Regions from separate parts of the Homo sapiens genome. Here region 2 is linked to region 1. A link is a contact called in ENCODE Hi-C or POLR2A ChIA-PET data. All regions are on one chromosome and are shown on one strand. Each heading gives the region's core, a stretch centred on a gene start or an enhancer-like site at or near the end of the contact. The rest is flanking DNA. Distances are from core to core; before and after follow the strand shown.

Evidence for each region. Hi-C counts contacts between places; a loop is a spot of excess contacts on that map. ChIA-PET counts read pairs that join two places held with the same protein, here RNA polymerase II (POLR2A). Pooled maps may share reads with other maps.
Region 2: a map of sigmoid colon shows a loop between it and region 1 (11-fold over the local background). The contact joins the enhancer-like site here to the promoter of LINC01082 in region 1. A Hi-C loop is called at or near these places in 1 of 168 maps with a recorded cell type or tissue (sigmoid colon), 1 of 37 single-sample maps with no recorded cell type and 2 of 50 pooled maps. POLR2A ChIA-PET finds 5 or more read pairs at or near these places in 1 of 52 experiments (AG04450).

The regions. Positions count from the first base shown.
Region 1 is chr16:86,191,722-86,198,809 of GRCh38, reverse strand. LINC01082 (long intergenic non-protein coding RNA 1082) reads right to left here and starts at 2,629. Exons shown (of 2, transcript NR_103859.1): 1 at 2,398-2,629. It overlaps LOC124903743 (a long non-coding RNA gene), which reads left to right. Exons shown (of 2, transcript XR_007065164.1): 2 at 1,631-6,146.
Region 2 is chr16:86,493,397-86,500,484 of GRCh38, reverse strand. All of the region lies in intron 1 of FENDRR (FOXF1 adjacent non-coding developmental regulatory RNA), which reads left to right. Among named protein-coding and RNA genes, the nearest start is that of FENDRR, 12 kb to the left of the region's middle. RefSeq lists an enhancer at 1,562-2,186. Within about 2 kb of position 3,409, at least 2 of the 41 ENCODE cell types and tissues checked have a DNase peak (open chromatin) inside an H3K27ac peak, as active enhancers do; they include sigmoid colon, where a contact is called at or near this core.

The DNA of each region.
Region 1 (7,088 bases), core at 1,380-3,879:
CGGGAGGAGGGGTCTTTTGCTGTGAAAGGAGCATTTATTAGCGCAGGGCCAGTGCCTGGTTTATGGACCCCAGCTGGGTGGGAGGATGCCACCCCACCCCGCCTGCAGCCTGCGTCCTGGCCTGAAGTGTTTACTGTCAGGGTGATTTACACCATCCAGGTGTTCATTTGGGAAGCATCTCGGCTCTGAGCTGACGCGGCGATTGCAGTGGGTTTGCAGACTGCAGCGTTTTTCTATTCATCAGGGTCCAGGGGCCAAAAAAGACAGTTTTTGTAAATGCTGGCCCAAAGCAGGCTCCTGTCCTGTGATTCCACAAAGGAAGGCTGAGTGACCATGTTAGCCAAGCTCCCCGGTGCCCTGTCCGTGTTGGAGAAATGGGCACTTAGTGCAGTTGCCCTGCTCTCTCATGGATCCTCTCATCAGATCAGTTCCTCCCGGCAGTCTCTGCCCTCCGAGCTTTGGTGGCCGTGTGGATGCTAAGCCGGGCTTTCCTTCTGCTCCTTTAGCACCCCGGGGCTTTCAAAAGGGTCTTGCTAAGCAGTTTCTTTTCTTAATGGAATTTGGGGTTCACAGACGAGCCTGGAGTGTTGGCGATTGCTCCATTTCTCCCCAGCCCCACAGATCAGCCTCTGCCGGGTGCTTCCATGTTAAGGGAGACATTTTTCAGGAGCCGCTTTCTCGAGATAACCACTCTATTATTTTTGCTCACATTTCAACGCAGGTGATGGTGTTATTGTTTTGTCACTGGGTTTCCACGGGGAGTCCCTGACACCTATGCCTGGCATAATTTGAATGCCGAATTAAAACATGCCCCTATACACTAAAAATGGCCTTTTTGTTTGATTAAAAAAACAAAACAAAAACATATATTTTAAAATTTGTTTTATCATATCCATCTCACCTCCATTTAAAGGAGTTTGGACATTTATTAACATATCCATTTTTACACTTGTACTAATCTTTTCTCCAGCCGCTTCTGGTACTCTGATGAAAAAGCAAGAAAATGTATCTTGTGCCTCATAGAACTCTCTCTCTACACACACACACACACACACACACACACACGAGGGTGAGGGGAGGATTCTTATAGTGAAGTAAAAGATGATTCTTTGTCTATGTTTAATTTTCGCAAATAACTTTTTAATGATCCTGAAAGTAACTTTTTTACTGATCCTGAAAATACTGATGCTGAAATTTTAAGAGCTCCTTTCAACTTAGCTGGTTTTCTCTCCCTGACGAAATTCTTCAAGAATAGTTCTTTTGCACCCTTGCAAGATCGGTAAACATAAAGCGTTTGGTCAAGCAGAGGTGGGTTAAAAAGGGGGAACCATTTGATCCAGTTTTAGGAAATAATATTATTCCTTCTGCTTTGAACTCTATGTTTAAAATAGTCTTTTACGCCAATGATTTGAATACTAACAAATTCACTTAAAAAGCATCCACAATTCCCGTTTGTTGTGCTCTTTTCTCCCTGGACTATGAATATGTAAACCTCCCCAACAGGGTAAAAATGCATTGATTTGCCACACTAAACAGGGAAACGTTTGCACCAGTGACAACTGTTTAAAATTACTGGTCCTGGGATGAGGAAAAAAATGGCAGAAATAAAACAAAATTTTTTATTTCCAAGCATCAAGTTGAAGCCCTTTCAAGCGATCATCGGCTCCCTGGGAAATGCCTTTTCTCTGTTACCTGGCACAGCCGAACATCAAGAAGAAACGTGGAAAACATCACACTGACCCCCCAGAAAAATGAAAGAAAAGTACGGAAGAGACCAATTCCCACCCTTGCTATAGACGGAATAAGTATGTGCGTTTGTGAACCTTAAGTGTTCATCTAAATATGTTGCTTCAACGGAGATCCGCTTGTGGATACAGACACACGAAAATACACGAGACCACGCTCTATTTTAAGGAATTGCTGAAGAGTGTTGAACACTCAAACCCACCGCACAGCACCCTCGCAGCTAAGAGCACAATTGAATGAAACCAGCGGATTCATTTATTTTAACCTCCACTGGAGCTGTCCCAAAAAAGCAGGTGGCTATTGAAAGTGTTTTTCTGTTTTTGTCTTTTTTTTTTAATTCTAAATAACAAGAGGGATAAAAATTAATGTCGTTCTATGGGGTCTGAACATGAAAAGGTACGAGAGAGTGAGCCAGGGCCTGTGAAATGGCTAAACGGATTAGTAGCCTTACTTTTCAACATATAAACATCTGAAACCCGTTTCCTGTTTAAGAAAAAAAAAGTCTAGGTGGATGACCTCGGGCACTTTTTTTTTATTAACAAATGTGAATTGTACATCATGGTGGGAAAAAAAAAAAATGGTCCGCTCTTGGTGGTCTTTCTACAGTCTGTATATGGGAGACAGAGAAAAAAATACAAAAATAAACGTTACCTTCTCACTTGCAGGGTGGGCAATGCCATTTCTGCAGCCGTCCAGGGCTCTGGCAAATGTTAAGGCTGTCACTGTAGACAGAATCCCCATGGTCTGTCTGTGTGCCTCGATAGAGTCCGAAGAAAAACATTCCTCGCATTCCTGACGGTTGGTCCTATCTCCGGGCCTTGGACTCGGCCCTGCAGGCTCGTGTCACCCCGTCAAACGGCCTAGGCCACGGCTAATCTAAACCGCTGCCCTCCCCAGCCAGCCCTGCGGCAGGGTGAAAACTGGGACCAATTTGCTGCCTAAACCCTGAGGATACAGCAAGTTTGATTCTCGACCTTTAAGGACACCAGCTGCAATTTGTTCCGCCGAAAAGAGCTTAGCGGTTCTGGCACATTCTGACAAGATACATTTTATAGGGTTTGTGCTCAAATTTGATATTGGAAGTTAGGATTCCAATTTTATGCCTCCAGTGATAACAATAGCAGCTGGGACCTTTAAGAAATGTGTGTGTATGCCTTCTATTGAAGAGTTACATAACAAAAGCTATTTATGTCAAACACCTTATAAGGGAAAGATTTAGCCTAAATGTCAACATAACATATAATACTTTTTCATATTTAGATAGGACGAAAACATCTGCTATCAGTGCTGCATATAATTTTTGGTTTGGAGTATTAGATCTGTGGGGGCTTTCAACATTTCAAGTAAGCATCTCCTTGCCTTAATTTACGAATTCATCGAGGGGCCTTTTTTTCAATATTGTTTCTGTATAAAAAACAAATACCGATACATCATGATTTGGTTTTCCAAGTCCTTCTAATGAACGCACACAAAAGAAGGGCACAATTTCATGTTGTTTGATTTGACATTTGTAATTCCCAAGCATGCCATGAAGCCATTCAGTGGTGCCTTATAAACCGAGGCTGCTTTTGTCTCCTGAAAATGGCTGTGGTTTTGGAGAGGACCTGGCTGACCAGAACCTTGGTAATTCTGATGAAGGAAGAGATCAGCCGCTCAAGGAAGAAAACCTTTCCCAGCAAAGGAACAGCAGCGCCCAGTTCAAGACAACATCTGCAGCTCGATTTTGGAGGGGCTTAAATTCCCTCCAGCTTCCCTAGTGACACCACAGCAAGCTTTCTGAGAAGGAATCCCACCACCAAATAGACAATGACTCTTGTTTACACCAGACGCTTAGGAGTGACCACACGTGGGCCTGTGAGGCAGGCTTGGCTGGAAAATCCCAGCTTCCCTCTTAGCTTTTCTGCTCAGACGGCAGAACCTAACTGAGATGGGAAGAGAACCCCAATTAGCAAAGCCAGGGATTCGCCTGCACCCATGCATGTGCCGGTTCCGTCCGTCCCCTTGCTTCAGGTTTCTTTGACGAATTGGACGGTGTGACCACGGGTTAATGAGAAAGCCCAGTGGACGGCGGCACGCACGGTCATCTGGATGTTCTCTGCTCCTGCCCCAGCCCCTGAGCCTCCCACTGTGGACCACAGCCCCCGTTGGGGAACACAGAGGTCACGGGGGCCAAATGCAAATACCACTTCTCCTTGGGACCTGTTGGAACCAGGCGACACCAACTTAAACTTGGCAAAACGCAAGTTCAATTTCTTTTGTTCTGAAGTCACAACTTGGATGTAACAGCTCCTAAGCCAATATGATCTGAAAAAGAACTCACTACTGAGCTGCCCCCTTCCCACGGTCCGAAAATTGCTTCAGCCTAAACGGAAGGCAATTTCCTTTTCTTTTATAACAAGAGAACCGCTAAGCTTCTCTTAGTATTTCCACCCAGTGTCACCACTAAATACCAGCACTTACAAAAAGATCCCTCGTTGTGTCAACTGCCAGGCTGTCTAATACGCTGAATTTTAAATATGTTGGCTACATGATTATTGTCAGAGAGAATCATGCTCCAGATAAGGACCAGGAAGTGCATCTAGAGACAGCATGAATATTTAGAATAAAAATGCGCTGCTCCAGAGGTTTCTGCAGAGACTTAGATTTGAAACAATGGCTTTCTGTGTGCTGTGTCCCATCCACTCAGTGACATTGATGCTGACTGTCATTATCTACATTTCACATCAGAGGAGATGGAAGGAAAGGAAGATTCAGTTTCACAAGGGGAGAACATAACAGATGAGGCTCGAAGGTAAATAATAATAATTGTATGAATAACCACCTTTACGGAGTTATTACCAGATGCCAGGAGTTTTCTACTCCTGTTATACCATCATACGTGGAAAGACTCATTTGACCCCCACAACAACCCAGGAGGAGGGACTATTATTAGCTTCACTTTGTAGATGAGGAAACTGAGGCAGACAGAGGCCAGCCCATCGCTGAAGACCAGGCTGCTGGAGAGTGACAAAGTGTCAGAGTCAGGAGCTCAAGCCAGGCTGTCCACTGGCAGAGCTGGAAAAACAGGAGATAAACATCAGCAGCGAGAGCCCAGGTCACACTGCCCGGGATCACACCCCAGACTGCCAACTGGGTGAATGAACCATTCTGAGCCTTAGTTTGCTCTTCTATAAACCGGGGAGAGCAATGGTCCCTACCTCATGGGTTTTTTATTGGGATTGCATAAAATAGGCCCTGAAAAGTGCTGGACGTGCCCGGCAAACATGAGTGCTGTGCATGCGGTCTGGGCTGGCTGCCCACCTGCCCAAAGCTCATTCCTCTCACTGACCAGGTCATGACTGCAACGTTTGCTCCAGGAATCCATCTGAGAACTCTGTCCATGTTCTCAAATGCCTGGATGGCGAGGTGGCTGAGGGCAGTATCGTGCGGTCCCCAGCAGCCAGGACTCAGCCCAGCTGACCTGTCCCCAGCCAGCAGAAGAGGATCCGCAGATGCCCGCAGGAAGGGGACGCATTGCCAGGTCCACCAGCTCTCCCACAGACAGCTCCAGGCCTCACTGCTGAGTCTGTGTCCTATATACAATGTCATCTGAGGGTGGCACCGAACACCTGGCTGGCTTGCTGGCCACCCACCACCCTTTCAGCCACCCTGGCTGCCCTCTGGTTTCTATCGCGTCTGTTAAAAGGCAGACCCCTCTGGATGCTTTCCTCCACTCTTTCAAAGTGCCCCCACCCTCACCCTTCAAACATCAAGTTGATGGTTGTACCATGAGCCACAGGAACAATAAACAGCCCGGAAGCCACTCCACTCAAGGTCTCGAGGCCCTCCCGACAGCCGGCCGCCTGCCCTGCCACGGAGGCTGGGCAGCACAGCTGGGGGCTTGAGAGCTGGTTCAAATCCTGTGTCTGCCCCCTGCGAGCTATGTTTGCTCAGGCAAGTAGCTTGCCCTCTCTGGATCTAGTTTCCCTGTCCTCAAAAGCATGGGCAGACATGGGCAAAGTGCTGGCTTGCAATTCTCAATAAATTACAGATTATCAGATCGCTATTTAACTCAGGCAACAAAAGGAAAATACTTGATTGTGTGGAGAGCAATAACTCTTAAAAATGGGGTGGCCGCCCCATAATAAGAAAAGCTAGAAAAAAATAAACCACAGACGCAGTGATTTGGCAGGGTGATATACGGAGGAAATTCTGCCATCAGGAAACAGTATTGTCCATAGGTTTTCTTCCTACTTTCTTCCTTTAATTACTAAATAAAATCTTCAATCACTGAAAAATCACTGTAATATAAACAAACATGCCGTTCCCAGTGGCATTAGGCTATTCTTACATTTAAAGTATCTATACATTCATAATTAAAATATTAACGTTTTGCAAATATAAAAAACTTGAAAAATAGAGTGGCAGGATTGTGGTTGAGTTCTTTTCTGTGATACATCTTTTATTAATGTCTTATGTTTTTTCTTCCTCAACTTTTTCTGTGAATTTCTTTCCATATACACGTAGTTGGAACCTCGATGCAGTTTTACATGAGTATTTTAAAGTGCTGAACAATATTCTAACACAAAACCATCTTCCTTCCTATTTTTGGGCATTCGCGTTGTTAAATTGATCTCTGTTACAGAAATATTTCCCCTGTAGAGCTTTTTACCATATTTTGGGTTATTTCATTGGGACAGATTCCCAGTAGTGATGAGAGTCGAAGGCTATCCACATCGGATGATCCTTGATAGAGCTCAGTGTCACTTATTACGGAGCCTCCCCTCGCGGACATAAAGAACCTACACTCAGGCAGCCCCCTATAGGTCGCAGTTCAGTGGAAATGACCCCACGGATGGGTCTTTGCCTCTGACTTGAATCTGCATGAACTTTTACTGGGAAGTGGAGTTCATGAAGATTTTTTTTAATTGTCACAAGTTCTTTGGGGAGAATAGCTTTATGGATAAGATTAGAATTAAGAGAATTGTTTACAGATAATACAGAGAAAACATGTCTGCTAATTAATTAACAGCAAACTTTAAAAAAATAAAGGGAAACACACAAATGGCCATATTAATATAAAAACAGCCAGTCCCTGATCCGCATCATCTCTTAAAACCCCTATGCATTCGCAGTGGAGGGAGCTCGTGGAGCCGAAATCACAGACTGAGGGCTGCGAGGGGCCTCGGAATGCCTCCAGCCCAGCGGCGTGCTCGGAACCCCTGCGGATCTGACTAAAGGGCAGGTTCAGATTCAGCGAGTCTGGATGGGGCTGAGGGTCTCATCAGTGACTAGCACAAGGGAGGCCAGAGTCACTGGTCCTGGAACCACACAGGGTAGCCGGGGCTTAGAACAGAAAGGAC
Region 2 (7,088 bases), core at 2,160-4,659, 300 kb before region 1:
CCCAGCCTTCAGCCCCCTACAGTCCAGTTTCTGAGAAATGACAGGGAGGGTGAGGGGTGGGGGTTTTGTCCTGAACATCCCCTCAACGTCAGCACTGTCTGTTGCTGTTTTGCTGCGGGGTTGGGGGAGGCGCTCATTCGCCCTTTGCCCCTCCCTGGGTGTTCAGGGAGAATCCTTATTGAAGGCTCTTTTCAAGTCAAGGAATTGGAGCAGGAGGACTTCGAGCAAAGCGGGGCCCTTAGAGCCGCTTGGACTTAGCTCCTTGGAGGTCAGAGGGGCCCCTGTCCCCCATTCTGCAAAGCAGACCTCCCAGGAGAATTCCTTGGAGTAGGGGGCCCTGACTGGCCCAGGCACTGTCTCTACCTGGGGTGTCATAGAGACTGCTCCTCTGCTCCTCAGCCTAAGGGTTGGAGCGCTCCTAGCAATGTAAATAACAAGCGCGTTATCCCCGTCTTAGCGATGATTATTTTTGCCTCTCACCTTGCCACTCAGTGCTCACCTTGTTACCAGCCAGCAAGCTTTCTACCCTCTAGAATTTAAAAATCAAATGGAGGCGAAAACATAAAGTAACCACTCAAAGTTCATAGTCCTTTTATTTTGAAACGTATTTTCTCAATGTTTGCAATACACCAAATCTTTAACCAATTTGATCACACAGAGATCCTAGCGCCTATTCCTTTTTAAAAGGAATTTCTGTGGTTCACTTGGTTTTCATATGTGCTCTGCATTTCTCTACCCCAGTGCCAATTAATTCTCATCCTGGGGATTTTTTCCTAATAGTTAGCAATTAATTACCTGCAAAAATTCTATCCCTGACATGGGTAGATGTATAAGACCCGCTATTTAAAAAAGCATAAACCGCAACATATTTTAAATATTTTGTTATATACCCAAGGTCAGCATTGATCCTTTTATCTGGCCTCTCCTCCCACCTCCCTTAGGGTTTGAAAACCACTTCGTTCCCACTGGCAGCTGCAGGCGAAGCTTTCTCTCAGTGGGGTCATTGTTTTTTTTCCCAAAATTGAGCTGAGATCCATTTAATGCACCATGAAAACTAACTTAATTAGGAATCAAATTCATTCTTTTGTGAGACCAGCGGTAAGCGTCCAACACTCCCTCCGCTGCCGCCCCCACGTTTTTCTGCGTTTTTTGCTAAGCCGCCTCTGCTGAAGTCCGTGACTCCAGGGCAGCCGCCCCTCCACCGCTGCCCACCTGCCCCTGACTTCTCTCTCTCTCTCTCTCTCTCCATTTTAAGCAACCGAGGCGCACTCTGGTTTTGCAAGTCTGACATTCTTTACGTCGCCTTCCCGGAAAAATTTGTCCAGGGCTGGCGTCCGGCCGAGGCGGTGCATCTGACGCCCGGGAGAAGCAGAGCGCGTTTCTTTTGGCGTGGACCTGGGACCCCCGCGGGTTCCAGGGGCGGCACGCCTTGGGGTCGGCATTGGGACCTGGCTGCGAGGCAGCTCGGCGGCCAGGAAGGCGCCGGCGGCGGCGGGAGGGTGCCAGGCAGCCCCGGCTGGTAACTGCTGTTCTAGCTCTGCAACCGAGCGCTCCTTTCCACCGCGGTTTGGGCTAATGATGGGTCCTGCCGGCGTGAACGCCGTGTTTATTATACCTTCACCAGCCCAGGGGAGGGGTGCGCGCCTGAGCGCCCGGGGTCCAGGAACGCCAGAGCTGCAACGCCGAAAACTTTTCAGGCTGGGAAAAGGTCTTGGGGCCCCTCATACACGCCTTTTTCGCACTCGCTTGGCCTCGACTTGGTCAAGGGCGGATTCGGCCTGCCTTCAGGCTGGGGGGCCTCGGGGCACCGGGGTGCACCCGGGGCCCGCCCCCTTGGGGAGGCACCTTCTGGAAACCCAGGCCCCGCGCGTCTCCCGCCGGGACTGCCCCTTGGGCGGTGGTAAAACTGCCCAGGCCCCGGGTATCAGGATCATACTCAAACCCCAACCCCTGCCCGCCCCAGCCAGGAGGGGAGACGGTTGGGAGTGGGAGGCCTCGGCGCTGTTCTCTGGATGCAACTGAGATTGCCGCTAGAGGGTGACGCCTGGGTCGGAATCCAAGGTAGACGAATCTGGGGTGCTGGAACCGTGCTTTTCCCCGGAAAACCCAAGAAATGCACTTACAGTGCGAGATTGGTTGGGGCGTGTCTATAGGGGCAACGGGAAACAGCGAATACTACGGATTATGTGCTAAGGGAGGGAAAGCAGATCGAAGGTCCATTACTTGCACATTTCTACCTACGATTTGGGGCCTGAATCATCCAGGAAGCCGGCTTTGTACTCCACCTGTCTGTGCCAGTGTAGACGGAGTCTGGGGCCGGGGCCAGCTGATTTTCCATTGCAGTCCCCAAAACCCTCCCAATTTTTAAAATTTGGTCGGGTGCGGGCCGAAATTGGGGTACAGGCGGTGCGGGGGTGGGCGGGTGGGGGACGCGCAGATGTGAGACTCCCGGGTTACTGTAGTAAGCTCTATTTGGGGCGGGGCGCGCCCGCGGAGACCCTGCGCGGCGGGAGGGACATGTGCACAGGCGCGTGGGGGTGGGGTGGTTGTGAACCAGGGAACGCAGACCCCCGAGAACCGCCAGATAGTCGCTGCGTCCACTTAACCCGGCGGCAGAGCCCTCCGCATGATTGCTCTTCCTCCACCAAAAGCCCACCCCAGCAAGCGTGGGCCTCCAACCCCAGGCCGGAGGTCCCAGGCTGCGTCTCACCTCCCGCCCCCTTCCCCCGTCCCCGCCTTGCGTCCGGCTTAACGAAGACCGCTCGGGTTCCAACTCAATTAGCTCGCTGCAGAGGCCGCCGCCGGCGTCGAGCTCCTCCAGCAATTAGGGGCGCGCCGGCTGGGGCCGGGGGCGGGGGCGGGGCGGGCAGGTAAAGACGGAACCAATTTGCCTAGAGGGTTTATCAACAAGTGGCTTAACTAGGAATTTGCGTTGACAACTCAGCACCTCCGTCGGGGCTCCGGAGGCGGCGGAGGGCCGAGATGACAGGCTGAATGGAGGGGCGGGGGCGGGGGGGGCGTCCTGGGAGCCGGGAAGACCGAGGCTTCAGAGCCACCCGAAGCCACCTCGGCCGAGCCCCGCGCGCGGCGTGTGCCGAGTGGACCGGAGCACCCGGGGCGCGTTGCCGGGACTCGGGGCTCGGCAGGCGGGCGAGCACGGGCCGGTGGGCGCTGGACTGTCTTTCCCGACGAAGTAGGTGGCCGTGTATATTTTTGTTCAAGTGGTGTTTATGTTAATGAAAAAAGGATGGAATTACAAACAGCCAGCCGATCGCGCCGCGGCCGCCGGAGACTCGCCGCGCTCTGGTCCCAGGCCCAATCAAAGGGAGCGCGCTCTGGGCCGCTCTGGGACCTCCAGCAGAAACCTTCTCCCCCCCACCTCCTCTAACTGGGTGAAATTGCCCTGCCCGCCTCTCTAACTTTCTCCAAATCGAGAACCCTCTGTTTGCAATCAGCCCCCTCACCTCGTTCCCCCCACCAACCCTCGGTAGCGCAATCAGGTTTGTGGATAAGAAAAACCCTAATTTAAGTCCCGCAGCTCCTTTTTTTTTAAGGAGCACTCAGATAACGCTTCCGGGACACTCGGATGCGGCTAGAACTCAGTCTCCCTTATCCCCTTCACCGCTCTGCTCCTTTTCATTTTCGTTTTTTTCTTTGTTTTTAATAATATAATTAGCCCGGATTTTGACATTATTTCCTGGCCGGCTGCCTTTTTTTTTTTTCTGGGGCTAAGCAATTAGATTTTCTAAAGGCCCTATCAAGTCCTTCCATCCCGAGAGAACTTTTTTTTCTCTCCCCCTTTTCCGGATCCCACTGCCGTCTTTTCCTCCGTGGATAGGCAAGGACCCTGGCGGTGCTGCCCTCCTTTGCTTTGGTTAGAGGAGAACGGCCAGCAGGAGAGACAGCCCGACTTGCAGCAGCGGGAGAGAGACTGACCCACGAGGCTGGTGACCTGGGCCGTGTCTGTGGCCCTGGGACAGGGTCGGTGTTTCCTGGGTCAGGGCAGCCAGGCTGATGCGGGCACCACGCCTTTGGGCGACCACAGCCCGGCGCTTCCAGGTCCGGTCCACTTATCAGACACCGCATAGCTGCGTCTCCACAGACAAGGTGAAACGGAGACTCGGCGGGCGTCTAGCCCAGTGGAACTTTCGGAGCCGTGTCTAATCTTTTCCTAGAGGAACTTTGACTGGGGAGATTTGGGTTGTCCGCCCTATTTTCTCTGGTGGTCGCCATAGTCTGCTTGTGTAGATGCTGTTCCCTCCCTTTCTGGCCAGTTCAGCCTGGGTGTGGGTTCATTGGACCCCCGCCCGCCTGCAGGTGGAAGGCAGGGCCCAGAGAACACCCGGCCTGGGTTTTCCACCTGGAGAGATGGACCTCCTGGCACCGCTGGGGCGCCATCCCCCAAGCCCTGTTGTGAATCTCTGCTTTCCCCGTTACTACAAAGAAGACCGACACTGCTTCACACACGCTTTGAAGGCCGAGCTCACCAGCCTGGTAATCAGATTAGCACCCCGGCGGTAAAGAAGTCAGTCGATCCCAGGAAACAACACTTCACAAGGAAGAGGGGACATCGAGAGATAGATAATTACTGGACCAAATTAAAGTTTTGCTTGTAAACTTTCTCCCCCATGGAAGGAGAGTTGTTCTGAGGGTGGTTCCTTCCAACTCCTCCAAAGTTGACGTAGCGATAATGCTCACAGCCTAGGGAGTGAGTTACTTGGGGATGAGGCATTTCTTTGAGGACTTTGTCCCACTTTCTCTCCTCTGCCACCTCAGAGGAGAGCAGCAGACCCCTTGATTGGGGGCCGGGAGGTTGCTGCCCCCCATCAAGGGTCAGCCTGGGGGCTGCTTCCAGGGCCTTGGGTAACAGAGTGGGTCAAGCATGGGGAAGGCGAAAGGCTGTGTTTTTATCTCCAGATCAAAGGATATTGAAGTGGAAGGTGCAAACTAGGTGTGTAGGTGCATTTTTGAGAATAGCAGCATCATAGTTTCCACCGGATACAGCAAGTCCCTAACACATCTCCCTCCCAAATAAAAACGACCAAGACAGAATAAAGTGCGCCTAAGTCACAGTTATCGGGCACCTCGTTCTTTCAGCGAACTATGATTTGTCAAACCCGTGCGCACCGCTGACACTCCCTTGACGGGTTGTGTAGCCTTGACGTTGAGCAGCCGAGGGAAAAATCTGAGAACAGACAGGGGCGGGAGCGCGAAAGGCCCGCGCTGCCACAGGCCTGAATCCGCCCCTCTTCTTCGGGCCGTGGAGGTCACAGGCTCCGGCTGGCCTGTGTTTTCCGAACAGAAGCTCTGGAGTTGCACACCCAGGGGTGGGAGGCCGGGTGCAATTGCCCCGCGGAGCCCCTCCTGCTGGGCCAGCCGCCCTGCTCAGCTGTGCGCTGCAATTTGTCCGCCAGCGCGGGTTCCATTCTCTGCATAACCTTCAGCAGGTGCCGGGACTGGTCCTCATCCCCGCTCCCTCCGCGCCCTCGGCGGAGGGATAGACACAGGAACCCTTCACACCGATGTTTAATCTGTCGTGATGGGTGGCCAGGCATGCGCCCAGGTAGCCGGCCTCGCGCTGGCTCACAGGGGTGGGGTTGGCCTTTTCTCCCGGTGCTTTGAAAGGAAGGGCGGCAAGCTAAAGAGGGAGCGAGATAGAAAGGGCCGCTCCCCAGGGGTAGGGGGCTCCCTAATGCGGCCACACCGGGGTGTTCCAGGGGCAGCCCTGGCCAAAGACTGCACCCGGCTGCTCTAGGGCGCCTGCGCCCTCGAGCGTCTCAGCGCCCCGGACGCTGCGGGAGCCGCTTTCTCCACCCGCGCCACTTTCTCTGGGGCTGGCAAATGCCAGATGCTGAGCCCTGAACTCGCCTGCGAGCTGGTAGGGCCCCTTCTGCGCTTCCCAGCCATTTATTCCATCCTGCAATTAAACCCGAGGTCAAATATCTCCTTAACGACGCTATCAGGCCAGTGGCTCATTATGGCGTATATTTAGCCATAAAATATGGGTTGTAGTGAGGAGGAGATGAAAATTATTGTGTTCTGGGAATGAATCCTTTTAGCAGAAACCAGAGCTGTTATTTACCACGGAGAGCTAAGTACAGGCTCAGTCTTCTAAGCGACCCCAGCAGGATCAGCTGCTCCTCCAGGCCCTTTCCGGCTGTGCCTGCGCCCCCGCCACAGGCCTGGCACCGGCGCGCTGCCTCCCCGCCGCTTGCTGCATCCCAGAAGGAGCCGCTCTGGTCGCGGGGGAGAAACATCCTTGTGGATTAGGGCGCTTATGGATGATGTTCTGTCTCAGTTCCCAAATTCAGAGCTCCCTGCAGCCCACTCGCCTGGTCTGTAGTGGGAAAGCCTTTGGCAGGATCGTAAGACGGTGGTGTGCTAGCCGTGGCTTGCTGTGGAACTATCTGGAGCTTGGTAGAGTCTGTATATCTGGCTTCTAGGGAGGCTCTACTTCTGGCTGCCATGGGTAGGTTAGTTAACCTCTCTTGACTTCAGTGACCTCATGTGTAAAGTGGGGGAAAGGCCATGCCTTCTCCCGGAAAGCTTAGGAGAATTTAATCCGACGTTAATGTGAAGCCTGTATAGCCCAGTGCCGGGTGCAGAGAAGTTTAGTTCATGGTGACCAAAGGACAAATCACGAGGAAGTGCATAAAAATAAGTCTTTGGGCTGCTGATATGAATGCATGAATGAAACCACTCATGCAAGGGGCTGTGAGTGATTTGGAGTCCAGGATTGGACAGCCTTAGGTTTCGGTGGGGCCCAGACCATCACCAGCCGTGCCCACCAGCTAGGGTAACTTTTTTCCCTTGCGCAGGATCCCCACCTGCCTGCAGGGTTGGACAGTCGCAGCTTTGGTGGGTGGGGGGGGGGGCAGACCATCACCCCGGGCAGTACCTGCCCTGGCAGCCTGTTCAGAGTTGCCGTGATTTGCTGAGATCATGTTCTCCGGTGATCAGCAGTGCTCGCCATAAGAGGAGTTGCTCACACATGATCCTGTTCCCTGCTGCCCGTCCTCCCAACCCCCGCCAACATCCTGGATGTCCAGGTGGCCCCAGTTGGAACCAGAAGCCTCCAGACACACCAA